Regions from separate parts of the Homo sapiens genome. Here all the other regions are linked to region 1. The links are chromatin loops, found by intact Hi-C in ENCODE. Cell type or tissue: dorsolateral prefrontal cortex. All regions are shown on one strand.

Region 1 (5,000 bases):
GATAAAGCTTGCCAACCCTTCATTTAAGAGATCACTCAGTGCAGATCGTGTATTTTTTCCCACATATTTCCATCTTTTTTGCTCTTTATTGTTTCTTACACCTTAGATGCACCTGGAATCATTTTCTCTCTGTCTACAGTTCATCTCTTAGAATGACTTTAGTGAAAGTTGTCACAAAGACCCCTCTCAACATTGTTGCTCTGAAAAAGTCCGTTTTTATCAGCATTCCTGAAATGTTCTCTAGATTATAATCATTCTCTTTTAGTGCATTAAAGAGATTATTCCACTATTGACTGTCTGACTTTGTTGCTGTTGAGAAGTTAGCCATCAGTCAAATTCTTGCTCCTTTGAGGGTGATATTTTGTTGCTGTTCTTCACCTGTGGCCTTTCTTAAGATTTTTTTCTCAGTCTTTTTTTCCCCCAGCAGTTTCAATGTAACATATTTAGTTGCAGATTTCTTTTTAATTATCTTGCATGGGATTTGTGAGCTTCTTGAATCTGCAGATTACTGTCTTTCAGATCTAGAAAATTGTCAATCACAATCTTTTCAGATATATCAGCTGTCCTCCAGTCTCTCCTCTCCATCTGGGACTCGGATTACATTTCCTAAATCTTGTGTTGGTGTCATTCATGGTTAGTAATCTCTCTCATGTATAGTCCATCATGGGTCTTTTAAAATTAAACTCAAGATAATTGTTTGCAAGCTATCTTCTCAGATACAAAGTCTGTCTTTAGCTGTCTTCAGTTTGTTGTTAAGTCTGCTCACAGAGATCTTAATTTCTATGATATATTTTTCCAGAAGATTTTTTAAACCTTCTATGTCTGTTTCTATGGTTCCCTGTCCTCTGCAGATATCTTTTAGTTGGTCCTTCATTTATTTACACCTTTCAGTGTAGTTGTTTTATAATCAGTATCTAATTACTTATTAATAAATATCTGATGTCTTTACCTTTTGCTGTGGTTCCGTTTTCCATTTCTGTCCTTTTCTACTTGTTCTCATAGTCTAGCACCTTGTTGTCATTTTTGACATGATGAATATTCTTTTTGAAAAAAAAAATTTAGAACTAATTGACAAACATTTTTCAAAGAGAATGTTCATTGCTGCATCAAGTTCAAGACGTGGTACAGAAAATACATGACTAATTCTACCGAGGTTCTACCACTTCCATTCACCCTTTGCCTGAGGGCAAACTCTTTAGGGTCTCAGTTTATCAAGAAGGAGTCTTATTAGACTTCCAATTTTAGGTGAATTCTGCATTAGATTTTGATTCCATTCCCAGAAGGCCTCTGCTAGGAAATCAAATACCTTCAGGGAAAAATCCGCTTTTGTACCAAGATAAATTTCCAAGTTTTCATTATTCCTTCTTTTCAGGCCTCAAAATGTCTTATTGTCTTGTTGTCTGTGTGATGCTTTTAAGAAATTATTTTGTAATATTTTTATCAGCTTTTTTAGTTGTTTTCAACAGGCCAGAATGTCCCTGTAAGCAGACCCTCCCATTACTATAAACAGTAAGCCTTCTGAACAGGCATTTTAACAGTAAGAGTATTAGGTTAAGTAAGGTCTTAAATAAAAACCTTCCTGCTAAGGTCTTTGCTTCCTCTGCTGCCTTTGTGAGCCAAGGGGAGGTTTCTCACTCTTTAAAACTCCTGTGGGCTTAAAGGAAGGTAGCCAGGCTTCGTGCTCTTTTAGCTCCAAACTGGTACAAAGTCTGTGTTAAAATAGCCAGTCGAGGCCATTTTTGTCTACATGGAACTATGGTTATGGCATGTAACCAGAATGCTAAAAACTCTTTGCTGGTAACATTGTAGACTGCAAAAATGGCAACTTGGCAGCTTTTTGAAAAATGATGTGGAGTCGATTTCTTCACCCTTTCATTCTGGACTGCTTTGCATATTACTTGGTTAATACAATGCTACAGAAAGGATGTTGGATATAATCTGAGTAGTCTCAAGAATTTTGAGGTATATCCACTCTTACTTTTGGAACTCTGTGAACTTCACATCTAATAAATTACTGGACGATTTGAGTCCATATGGAAAGGTGCCCTACTCATTCCAGCCAGTGAACCTACCAGCTAACTACAGATGCATGAGCAATCTCTCTTTAGATCAACTGAGAGGAACCAGTGTGGCCCAGACTAGAACCACTCAGTGAAATTCACACCAGATTGCCAACCTAGGAATTCGTGAGCTAAATAACTGGTTATTGTTTTAAGCTACTAAATGTAGAAGAGGTTAGGTTTGCAGAAAAACTCAACACCTAGAGCTATATTACTTTATTTAAATTGTTCTTCTTAAAATTAAATCTCTCTCAGTTATCAAATCAATGAGCATTTTTCAGTCCTTATCTAATGAGACTATTTTACAGTATCTGACAGTATTGATTATTCGTAAACAATCTATACTCTTTTAGTGTCTATGACACTGGATCTTTGTGCTTCTGCTGGAATTTCTGTACTATTCATTCTTCATTTCCCTTGTAGATTTTATTTCTTCTTGTTTTCCTTATAAGTATCAGCATTTGTTAGGTTTCCGTCTTTTTCTTATGTTTCCATCCACAAACTCTCCCTGTTGGATCTCCTCCACTTTTTTTTCTATTTCAATGACCACTTTGTATAAAGATATAAATTATGTCTTTATGCAAAGCCTCTTCCTGCATTAAAGTCCTGAATATATAATCTGACAGTTAGGTAATAGTCAGATATATGTCCCGAGGCCCTATGCTTCAACATATCCCAAAGTATGTAACTGCGTTCTTCTCTGCCATCTGCTGGCTGGCTATTCCTCTATTTCACATAGTATCACAACTAGTCACCCAGCAACCTACTAGAGAAACCTGGCATAACACATGCCTCCCTCCTCATTATATTTGTGTCCACTCTGTTTCTCTCGCACTGCTCTAGTTTAGGCCTTCCTTCTCTCTCTTTTGAAACATTATGATCGTTTCTTGACTAGTATCCTTAGCTGTAGTTTGTTTCTCTTATATCTATTCTAAACTTAGCTGTCAAAAAAGTTATTAAACAACAACTTTCAGAGCATTTGCTACAGTGAATTTGGCAAATAATAAACATATTTGCTACCACAATTTTTGTCTCTGCCTCTGAAAGTTATCACTAAGTGATTTCTGCAAGATTTTCATGGTAGCATCCAACTACACAGCCAGCCATTGCTATTGGATAGGAGATAGCTTTAAACCTGAAATCTGTTTGCCTTAGGATTGTCAAAGATTAACAAAGCGGGACAGTAGTTAACATGGCAGGGATATATTTTAATCAGTAATATACTACTGCAATAAGGAAGAGGATCTAGTTCTATCACAAACACCTCTTCTAACATCCAGGTTAGTTTTCTTTCAGGTGTCTTTGTATGAAACATCTAGAGTGGGTTAGGGGCTATACCTTTGTGATCCTGTCAAACCTATATGACATCCTATCAATATGAATACGAAACCTATATGAATCCCTATTAATATACCTGCTCACAATTTTGAGGTTTTCTGATGATATTTCTATTTATTTCACTTGGACTCTGTGAAGTCAAGTACTGTATCTTAAATATTTTTATATCCCCATCATTTAGCACAGTACGTGACAATTAAAATCAGTCAGTGATTTTAAAATTTAACAACAACAAAAACACATAATAATGCGCTGACCTCCTACAACTCTAATAGTGCTTGTGGGCTCAACATTATCTGAAAATTGTTCATTTAGCCAGAATTATGATTTCAAAATAACTAAGGACTATAGGCAACTCATTCTATTGCCTCAGGGAAACGTCCAAGGTGTCCTACTTTTGTGGACATGTGTCATCTGACAAAAGGTTGTCAAGTTCACTGTTCTTTCCAGTTCTGCCTGGTACTATGATTGCAGTGCCTAAGCAGCTTGAATTTCCTGGGCAAGTGTGCACCATGCTGTAATAATTCAGAAGCTGTTTTTGTGTTCTTGAAACATATGGTGCTAGCTCAGATTTATCTTGGGAAAAGCTGGTCAGGAAGAGAAACTGCTGAAGAGCTGAAATCTCTCCCAGCAGCTAAGAAAACAACGGAGGGACACTGGCGTCCTTCCTCCGAGAGCTCAGGCTCTCCGCCAGTTTGTGGTCCATATGCTGAATCCAGAGAGCTGCTTCACTTCTAATAACGATTGTGTTAAGTTGTGTGAGGCTGATATTCCTCCAGAGGGCTCACAGTTTCAAGCATACCTAAAAGCACCTGTTAGGAAGCAGAGCCTCAGAAAAATGCATTAGCATTTCTAGGAAAAGGGCTTATTTTTATTCTTCTTGGTTACAGAGTTGCAAGTTGGCTTGTTCAGAAAGAGCTGTTTTTGCACCACACTGATGTTCAGTTTGGTGCAACATTTAAGTCTGGGAAGAGCACAGAGCCAAATGTGGCAAGAGATGGCAATAGAGAAAATGCCAAGTGCCCCCTGGCTTATCTCTTGTAGAAGAATTTGTAGCAAGGCTTAGACCACCTGAAATGAATAGCATTCTGCAGTTCTGTCTGAATTTCACTCTGTGATTTATTATTTCATTATACTAGACTGAATTTGAACCAACAAATAGTTCACCCAGGGAATAAAATATACCTTTACTTTACAGATCCTTTCCCTTCCCTTCCCATATCTTTTTCTTCTTTCTGTCCCACCTCCACCAATGTGTGTATGTGTATGTGTGAGCACGTGTGTGTGTGTGTACTCACATCCATTCTAATTACTGGAAACCTACCTTTGCTGGAGCAGGTTAAATATTGCCTCTTAAATATTAGTATGTTTAGAAAGCCCATTCCTATAATAAAAGTGGTCATTTCTACCCAGTTGTTCCCAAATTTCAATAAATTAATCTGAATAAATGAGTTTATAGATATTACACTTAGAAAATGCATAGTTAAAAGGAAACATTTTAATAAAATAACACTTTTGAAAAAGCCAAATTTCAAACTGGAAAATCAGAAGCAGGTAGTGGCCAGTGCCACTAGAACATGTTAGGAAATCTCAAAGTTTCCC
Region 2 (5,000 bases), 470 kb before region 1:
TTAGAAATAAAATAAATCACCGAAAAACTTGAAGCAAAGTAGTTAGCAGTTCATAGAAAAATCCTGAGTTAGATTCCTGGCTCAGTCTTTTACCAGCCATGTGGCATTGACTGAGCCTCCAAGATGTATGTTCTTTATCTGTTTACATGAAAATCATATTTGCTAATTCTTAAAGTTATGTATATAGAGTTATTTCTAAATGACATATAATAATCACTTAATGATAATTTTATGAGAAACTATTTTCAGCTACCTGTTATTTTTACAAAAGAATCACATTAAAAGATGCTGTTAAAACTATGAGAATACATGAGATATAGGTGGTTATTAGTATTTGGCATTCACACCCAAATATCTAATCACTAAAATTATTATTAATAATGAAAATGAGGCAGATGATCATGACATTTATCCCCAAATCTCTAGCACCTTGCACAGTTTCTGGTACGTATTTAGCTCCCAGAAATAAACACTGAATTGAATTTATGGTAAAATAAATTTTTAGAGGCTTTGATATTCCATTTTTAAGCATCCAATCTATTCTATACACACTCATATTAGCATATTTATGTGACAATGAAACTATTGCAAACAGAGAGAAGATTATTAGGTTATGGATATTAAGTTAATGGGGAAGATATAAAATATTTAATAGCTTGGGCTAGACCACATCTTTTAGAAGAAGAAACTGAGGATGAAAAAATTTCCGTGAACTGCCAGGACACAAAATTTGAGAGGGGCGGAGTTGGAATTAAAACCCAACCTTTTCTCAAGCCAATTAGAATGGCAATTATTAAAAAGTCAAGAAACAACAGATGCTGGTGAAGCTGTGGAGAAATAGGATTGCTTTTACACTGTTGGTGGGAGTGTAAATTAGTTCAACCATTGTGGAAGACAGTGTGGTGATTCCTCAAAGATCTAGAACCAGTAATACCATGACCCAGCAATCCCTTTACTGGGTATATACCCAAAGGATTATAAATCATTCTACGATAAAGACAAGACACATGCACACGTATGTTTATTGCAGCACTATTTACAATAGCAAAGACTTGGAACCAACCCAAATGCCCATCAATGAGAGACTGGATAATGAAAATGTGGCACATATACACCATGGAATACTATGCAGCCATAAAAAAGAATGAGTTCACATCCTTTGCAGGGACATGGATGAAGCTGGAAGCCATTATTCTCAGCAAACTAATACAGGAACAGAAAACCAAACACCACGTGTTCTCACTCATAAGTGGGAGTAGAACAATGAGAACACATGGACCCAGGAAGGGGAACATCATACACCAGGGCCTGTCGGGGGTTGGGGGCCCAGGGGAGGGAGGGCATTAGGACAAATACCTAATGCATGTGGGGCTTAAAATCTAGATGATGGGTTGATAGGTGCAACAAACCACCATGGTACATGTGTACCTATGTAAAAAACCGGCACATTCTGCATATGTATCCCAGAACTTAAAGTAAAATAAAATAAAATAAACCCAAGCTTTGCCTCCCTAACACAATTTAGCTTTCCTTCATACTTCACCAGACTGATTTATCTACTCCACATCACCGGATTTTTGCAGGTCTTTCAAAATCTCATTTATGCATCTAGGATAAACTTAAATTTAAATTTAATTTTATGTTAAGCATTGATCAAACTTGCAAAGTCCCTCTAAGTATTGTGTTGCTCTTGTTATTGCTGTTGCCCTCTCTCCCCACCTCTAATCCAAATTCCTAATGCTTGGTCTTTCTTTTTAAACAAAGAACTTGTTTTCATAGAAATGAATCTCTTGTGGATTTTTATGTTATATGTCAAGCTCCCTTATGAATCTATCCAAAACATCCAAAGAATAAATCCCAGGACAGGAGGAACTTGTATTCACACATCTAATTAACCTTTAATTGTCTATTGTGACTGCTTTGCAGTTCAATAGTTGCTTGATTTTTATTGCCCGCCTAATTAGTGTGGTTAAAGTGGCTTTTTAAGTCAGATTTTATTATATCAGTTTGCTTACGCAATTTCGGGATACTCCGGGAAGTTCCAATAACATTGTGATTCTTAAGTGCTATATATGTATACACATTTGTTGTTTGTTTGCTTTTTCTCCTCAGGAAAAAAAGTGCTTTGACCAATTTCTCCCACTAGAGTGTATGAGTAGTCTATGAAATTCCTTAATGATAGCAAAAGCCTTTTCATTAATTGTGCATAAATTATCAACACAGCCAGTCAATTCTAATTAATCATTTTTCTACCCAATAAACCACCAGATTGACAGATTTAGAATTCTGAAACAAGGGGAGCAGTGAAGGAAACCACCCAAAATACTGCAATTTAAGGCAAACTAACATATATGCACATCTCTAAAAATCAGATTCTACAGCTGTAATTTATTAGTGAGTCCATGGAATGTAGCTAATTGAGTATGCATCTATCAGGGGATGGTTAAGATTTAAAATAATCAATTAGATGTACAAATCTTATTGCATACCATGGATCTTTTTTCTTCTTTTTGTTTGCTGTTTTATTTTCTAAGTAAAGAATAAACTTGCCTCCAATTATATAATTTGTATTTTCACATGTTAGCATTCTTTTCTTGTTCCACAAACTTTCTAAATTACTGAAAATTATCATGAATGCAATTTAATTTTCTACATACTGAGCACTATGGTTGTCTCTAATATTGGCCACGGTTGTAGTTTCCCTTAGACTCCCTGAGCTCTTGCTTTATTTTCTTTGTCTCTATTCTCTTGGCTTTAAAATAGAGTTAAGCAGTTTGAATTATTTCTAGATCTCTGTCTCTCTCTGTATTGGAGAGACAAAAGATCTAGTGCTTAGCAGAGTCCTCAACTCATCACTAATAGTCAAAGTATTCAGTGGCAATTGCCCTGTGTATGAAAACAGCAGTGCAATACAGAGTAAAAGTACTGGGGCATGCTGTCTCTTGCACAGAACAGGAACCAAGAGTAATGGGTTCTATTCCCTACTCTATGTTTGATTTACTGGTTAGCCTTGGGCATACGATGCTTCTTACCCTTTCAATGCGTTATTCTTTCCATCTGGAAAACAAAGATAATTGTACTTGTAGGGAGGGAAAAGGGAGAACCTGACATAAATTAGTTTGGATAGAAATTATTTGCAAGATTCAAAAATGATTCTGAAATGTAATCCATTCCACATTTATTGGGCATTTCCTATGTTCTAACAATTGTGCTGAGTGCTAAAGAATACAGAGTTTGCCATTACATTGGTGCTCATTATCTGATAAGGTGTAGCCATATAATGGTAATTATAATATAATGTGAAAAGTTAATATTGATGAGCCCAACTATCTATTTCTAGCAGAGAGAACTGAACTAAAATTTATTTGAAACATCTTCTGTAACTGTTGGCTCATCATAAATCAAAGTGAATTGCATTTATAAGGATAGTTTGTCTATTAGTAATCTGAATGAAGGAAGACAGGGAAAGACATCTGGAAAATTACCACAGTAGACTGGATTATCGCTTGTAACTCTTTCTTCCCCATTGTGAAAGAATTACACATGAATTGTCTTTACCACTTGACTTTGTAGCGACTCCCATTACAATTGACAGAGTGTGCATCCGTCTTCCATTGACTGTGGTTTTGGTGTAATGACTTGCTGTACCCAGTGGAATACGTTGGGCCAATGAGGAGACATTGCACCAGTTCTGAGTTGAGTCTTGAAGAGTCATGGGAAGTTTCTGCCAGCCTGATGGGATTTCCTACCATTTGCCAGGACAAGATCATGCTTCAAGTAGCTTTGCTCCTTGGCTTATGATAAGAACAAAGAAATGCTGCACAGACTGAACTCCACCAAAAGCCTGGATTCCAGTCTAACCCAGATGATACCAGTCTAGACCAGCTGACCCTCAGAAACACTTAGGAGAACAACATAAATGCTGTTGCTGTAACCTTTGCAGACGTGGGGACTGTTTGCTCACAACATTATCACGGTTAAGGAAAGAAGCTGGTTAATAAAACATCTTTTTGTAAACTCAAACAAAATTATTGACTAAGGAAGTGGTCATCAATAAATGATAAAACTATTAGGTGAGAGGTTGATGGGAAATTGAGTCTTTACATGGTGTCAGACTGTAACTCCACAGTTTCTTGCCAGGCAGAGAGAACAGACATAACATCAATGGAGAGATCAAGCTTTCACTACCTTAGTACAGTGAGTCACTAATTATGTGACAACCAGACACCATAATACAGCATATGATGACACATCAACTTCTCAGCATGACCTATGAAGTGTTTTTGCCAAAAGTGATTAACCTGAAATTAGCAGAGTCCTAGGTCCCAACTCTCCCTTTACAGGAAATACAAGGGATAGAGATAGAAATTAAATACCACCAGTTAACATCAGAAAAATTCATCAAGCACACGTTCTATAAGACAACTGACTGGTTACTTCAACAAGTCAATGTTACAAAAAGAAAAAGTGACAAAGGAGTGGAAAAAACCATATTACAATGCAATGTGTGATTCTAGAGTGGATCCCAGTTTGAATGAAAACAGCCGAGAAAGACACTGGAAGACAATTGAGGACATTTACGTATGGGTCAGCTTTTAGAATCACTCAGAAATTATTATATGGTTAGGCTTAATATACTTAATATAGTATTGTAGTTAGTAGAAAACTGTCCCAACTTTTAGACATGTATAAGGAATTATTTAGAGTTTATAGCTTATATGTAAATAATTGACTTGAAATTACATAAAAACAGATACTAAAATTATGGCAAAGATGTTAATGCTGATTAAATTTGGAGAAAATATATTAAATGTTTATGATTCTATTCTTTCTAAATTGTATATGTTTGAAAAATTCTAAAATAAAAATGACCAGTGGCAGTGTACTTAGGACTCATGCTAAAATCATTTGAGATGTCACTCTGTGTGCAATCTGGCCCTATGTTTAGTGTTGTTTTTAGTGTTCTCCAATTATTTCACTCATTTAAAGGCTGTATCCAG
Region 3 (5,000 bases), 360 kb before region 1:
TATAGTTCAATAACGTATAATCAATCACTAATCAATGTTATCGCTGTATTGTCCAACAGACCGCCAGGATGGCTAAATAGTATAAAGGAGAGCTTTATTGGCAATATCAGTTTGCAAACCAGGAAGAGACAGTCTCTGGCATGTACCTAAAGTGCTTTCTCTTCAAAGAGGTAAAAGGCAGGTTGATTTTTATACCTCACAGTCTGTATTACACAATAGACTCATACATACTCAGCCGGTTTGGGGGGTATGAGGAGAGTCAAGCACATGCACAAGGGGTAAACATATATGTAACATACTTCCCATGTTCACTTTGAGGTAGAGTTTTAGCATTAAAACAAGCTGGAATTTGGCTCTTTACATCAAAGGTGAACTTTAAGGCACAAAGACAGTTTGTGTGCAGCCTCTGAAAGCTGACTGAAGCTGGATTAAAGTCTGGAGTTGCTTAAGAGGAAAGAATGTTTGAAGGCCACTCCCCTGTCCAATCAGAGTTGTAGTGATCTGGGTTATAAATAAGAGGTAGAAAGGGAGTAACAATTTGCTTGATAGCTCCTATTGTTAGGAAGTTTAGCAAGAGTGTGGGGTTTTTTTGTTTGAAGCTGTAAGAATTTAGGAAGTTGCTATGCCAGCTGAGCTCTGAATTCTGCGCCCATAGATAATATTTATTTTCTTAACCTTGGGGTCTGTCTTAGTTGATAAAGGAGCATCTATTTTGGTTTCTCAGATCACATCTGTAAACCAACAAAAATTCCTGTCAAACAACTTCGTATCAGCCCACTCTTTTTTTCCCTTTTCCCTTTGAAAACCTGCTTGTAACAAGCCAAATGCAGCACTTCCCAGGGCAACTTGGAAATGTGTCCCAGCCATTGTCCTCACTTTGGCTAAAGTAAACTCTTCCATTAAAATTATATCTGATGCCTCAGCTTCTTTCTTTAGGTGGACATAAGTCATTTCGAACTCCTCTCTATCCACCGCACTACGCATATTCACATTTTTTCCATGTTTTTCCAATTTTGAGTCTGATATGCTTCTTGAATCAGTTTTTCACCACTTTCCATCACCTACCACCTCTGCTCTGCATCAAATTGTCTTCTGCTCAAATCAGTAGACTATTTCCTTACATGACCTTCTTACCTTTAGCCTTGGCTCCCTTAGATCCATCTTCCCCAAAGTTTCCAGGTTTCAAAGGCAACATCCGATGATGCAAATTCTCTTTCAATAGCTCCACATCTTCTTTGGATGATGCTCAGAGCTTCTCTCCAGTGCATCTGAAGCTTTTCATATAACGATGATGAAGACGGCTGATTTTTACTGAGCATTACTATGTTCCAGATACATTGGATCAGATCTTTTCATGGACATTACTTACTCTCTCAAAATAGTCCCCTAGAATAGATGTGATTATCCTCCTTATGTCTCTTTTACAGAAGAAGAAACCACTTTCAGAGTTTATTTGCCAGGCTAGGAAGTATTGGAGAAGAGATTTGGTCCAATGCCAGTCATTAAGTCTTCCCCTGAATATGTGCTCACAACTAGTATATTACACTTCCCTGCATCTCCTAAACCGAAATGACAAACCAAAACATTTTAGAGACCCAATGTGTAAGAATAATTGAATGGAAGTGATTTCAGCAAAAGTTCTTCTATAGGCTGGGTGCAGTGGCTCAAGCCTGTAATCCCAGCACTTTGGGAGGCCGAGGCGGGCAGATCACGAGGTCAGGAGATCGAGACCATCCTGGCTAACATGGTGAAACCCCGTCTCTACTAAAAATACAAAAAAAAATTTAGCTGGGCATAGTGGTGGGCGCCTGTAGTCCCAGCTACTCTGGAGGCTGAGGCAGGAGAATGGCGTGAACCCGGGAGGCGGAGCTTGCAGTGAGCCGAGATTGCACCACTGCACTCCAGCCTGGGAAACAGAGCGAGACTACGTCTAAAAAAAAAAAAAAAAAAAGTTCTTCCATAATTCAGTTGGGAAGAGCTAAACTAGCCAGCCATATGGTTCAGATGAACCAGTGATCTCCTCAAATTGATGTCCAGTGCCTCACTCCCCAAGGTAAATAGCAATGAGGAATGGTTCTACTGACCTCCTTAACTTGTCATAAAATTCACACTTTTATTCGTTGTGGAATGACACTTTTAATATTTCTTTTGTAGAAGAAATCCAGGTTTCCAAAAAGCCACTGACAAACATTTCAAGTTAGGCCTGGTGGCACTGCACTTAAATCAGTAGTTGAATTTAATCATATTCATTTTTGCACTGAAATATTTGTTTCTGTAACTATTGAAAAATTTCACTTTGCTGTTTTTTTCTCTAAATGATCTTTTATTTCAATTATGGAAAAATAGAAAATAAAGCTTCTGAAACCTATATCTGTCAGAAATAATCATGGAAATCATTGGGCATGTCAATAGCCATGTTTTAACATCAACTGAATGCCCTTTAAGCAGGCCACCTGTAGTTTGAATTGTGCAGGAAAAAGAAAATTGCAAGGATAAGCTCATTTTTTCCTGGGAATATTTCATAGAAAGTTGTGCTCAAAGATCAAAGTATGATTAGAATTTTTAATATTAAGCTCTGGGAATGGAAATTCTCTTTTTATCATACATAAATATAGTTTGAATTATGCATAGTCTATCTTCATGCATGCTTTCAGAAGGACATTTCTCAGAGAGAGGAAGATGCACATGGCTTTCTAGGTTTTCCACCTGGAAAAGGAAGAAATTCAAATGTTTGGATCCCAATTTTCCCAGCATCATCCTTTTCATGTCCTTAAAATCTCACTCAGAGAAGCTATTTCTTTTTCACTCCTGATAGCAACAGCGTGCTGTTGGCCTGGAGCTTGATTTGCTGTAGAGGCAGTAGGCTGGGGCTTCTCTGGGGAACACTGATTAAGCAGGAATTCTGGGAGCAGGCGATGGCTGGCAGAGTGGTGGAAGTGAGCCTGTGAGGGCAGCAGCAGCACACAGAAGCTCAGTGTGCTTCTGGTGACAAGGTCTTCAGAGACTCTTCCTCGAGGCTGGTTTGCAGCTGGGAACATCAATCTCTCTCCTGACCAGGGGCTTATTAACATTCTGAGTATCACTTTCAATTAAATTTCTCCAATGCTCATTTAGTTTCTAGTTAATAAGGCAGGACTGGATGTCATGTATGATCCAGCAGGTTGTTTTTAAAGGATAAAAATAAAAGGAGCCCTGGGATAAGTTAAAGCGTGAGGCACTGTTCCTGGGCCAACATGTTGCCCAAACCACTGGCCTCCATTGGCTTTGCAGGTGGTCTCAGGGCATGTTTTTTAATGTACTTTTCCCTAATGGAGGATTTCAATCAGATATTCACTCTTAGGAAAACCAACACATTGTTCCCCGATGGCTGCACAAATTCAACCAGCTTTTTTAGTTCAAATTATTGTGTGTTTTGTGTAGTAAAGAACTCCTATAAACAAAGAATGGAAGTAGTTTCTAGGAGGTACCACAAATAGAATTCGCCAGCCTCTGAACAGCTTTTTTGAGGTGATAACGCTAATAATGAAAATAATAGCAGTGAGAGTCACTACTTATTCAGTGTCTATTATCTGTCTATCACTGCGGTCAGCACATCACTTAAAAACCCTCATTTAATTATTACAACAATGCTAAGAGGATTAATGTCCAATTTTGGATGGGGAAACTGAGATACAGAGCTTAATATCCCCATGATCAAAGGGCTCATTTGTGCTAATAGAGAAGTGGTAACTGTGTAAATAATAATCAGTGTTTCATCTTCAGGCTTTTCCTTCTTCTCTTTTCCATCTACTTGAAAGACTTAGAACAGTGTAGAATAGTCTCAGCTTCAAAACAGGTCTCCACAGACTTCTTGGCGAACAGACCACTAAGGTAGAAGGGTGATAAAGTGGGAGGCAGGCAGGGAGAAGGAACATAGCCCCCTTTCCTATGGGAGGAGCCAGGAGGAGAAGATGCATACAATCAGCACTTTCTGCTCTAGGTCAAGATGCCCTGCTTATTCTTCTAACCTGGGACAGCAGAGACTTGTCAAGGGCTCCAAGATTTTGGAGTTAAACCCTAATCTGGGCCCTACTATGCCCTTTTCTAGTTATGTGACCCTGGGAAACTGACATTATTCTGAGCCTCGGGTGTTTGTAAAGGCATGACTCTCCCACCCTCTGGTTAAAAACCTTAATCCTAGGTGACAGGAGTAGGTACATGAACCAGGATTGGTCATTCATAGTGTCTGTCCCATTCTCTTGGACACATAAATGACTCAGAAATGGACTTTTGACTTCTGCAAGCCAGGTCTGTCCAGAGAAGCGGACTGCATTTGGAGAGGGTTCACTAGATAAGTAAGATTTTCAACCAGCCTTTGACCCTACTCTACAGGGTAAAATTACAGAATTTGATTAGATTACATTCTCTCTACGTCCAATGAGCTCTAATCGTCTATTATTCCATCTGAAGGAAAATACACATACAGTGTCTCATTCCGTATAGTTGGATTATATAAAATTACACGTATGGGGGTGGTGCTTGAGGCAAAATCTGTTAGGTAGTAATGAATAACTAAAACAAAGAAATGCTTTAAAAGGAGTTTTGCAAAATGGCTCTCTGCACTAGAGTTTGGAGGTCTCTTTTGAAATAATGTTTGAAAACCAACCCACTCACAAGAAACTTTGTAATTTTTGGTGTTTTTCTTTGGCATGTGATTCCAGACCCATAATGGGAGGGAGGTTTAACGGAGACAGGGTTTATAAAATGCTGAGCGGCTGTGATTAGAGCACAACGGCTTTGTATAGAAATGTGCTAACAAGAAACAATAAGTGGCATTTGAAATAAGAGGCCCAAGGGAGAATAGGAATTCATGAAGAAAAGAATGTTAAAATAAATACTTGCTGAGTACCTAATGCATTCAACCAAAAGCAAAACTTTTAATACACATTTCCAGTTGAAAATCAGAAGGTGGCAGCACTGCTTACTGAATAGTTTCAGATGAAGCCTCCAGGGAAACCTGG

Evidence for each region. Peaks named below come from ENCODE experiments on the same cell type or tissue, not always from the same donor. Only the 100,000 strongest peaks of a DNase experiment are listed, where the experiment ranks them.
Region 2: a loop joins it to region 1, with 21 times the contacts of the local background. A loop is called at or near these places in 5 of 110 quality-filtered maps.
Region 3: it touches region 1 in a loop (13-fold over the local background); 20 of 110 quality-filtered maps call a loop at or near these places.

The regions. Positions count from the first base shown.
Region 1 is chr2:115,080,652-115,085,651 of GRCh38, forward strand. All of the region lies in intron 1 of DPP10 (dipeptidyl peptidase like 10), which reads left to right. The region is part of intron 4 of LOC105373575 (a long non-coding RNA gene); the gene reads right to left. Among named protein-coding and RNA genes, the nearest start is that of DPP10-AS1, 78 kb to the right of the region's middle. In dorsolateral prefrontal cortex, a CTCF peak has its summit at 2,777 (motif pointing left); DNase peaks (open chromatin) are centred at 2,780 and 4,060; H3K27ac peaks cover 2,380 bases.
Region 2 is chr2:114,612,654-114,617,653 of GRCh38, forward strand. All of the region lies in intron 1 of DPP10 (dipeptidyl peptidase like 10), which reads left to right. Among named protein-coding and RNA genes, the nearest start is that of DPP10, 170 kb to the left of the region's middle. In dorsolateral prefrontal cortex, a CTCF peak has its summit at 2,190; no DNase peak of the experiment used is centred here.
Region 3 is chr2:114,724,303-114,729,302 of GRCh38, forward strand. All of the region lies in intron 1 of DPP10 (dipeptidyl peptidase like 10), which reads left to right. Among named protein-coding and RNA genes, the nearest start is that of DPP10-AS3, 110 kb to the right of the region's middle. In dorsolateral prefrontal cortex, CTCF peaks have their summits at 2,971 and 4,963 (motif pointing right); a DNase peak (open chromatin) is centred at 2,919; H3K27ac peaks cover 502 bases.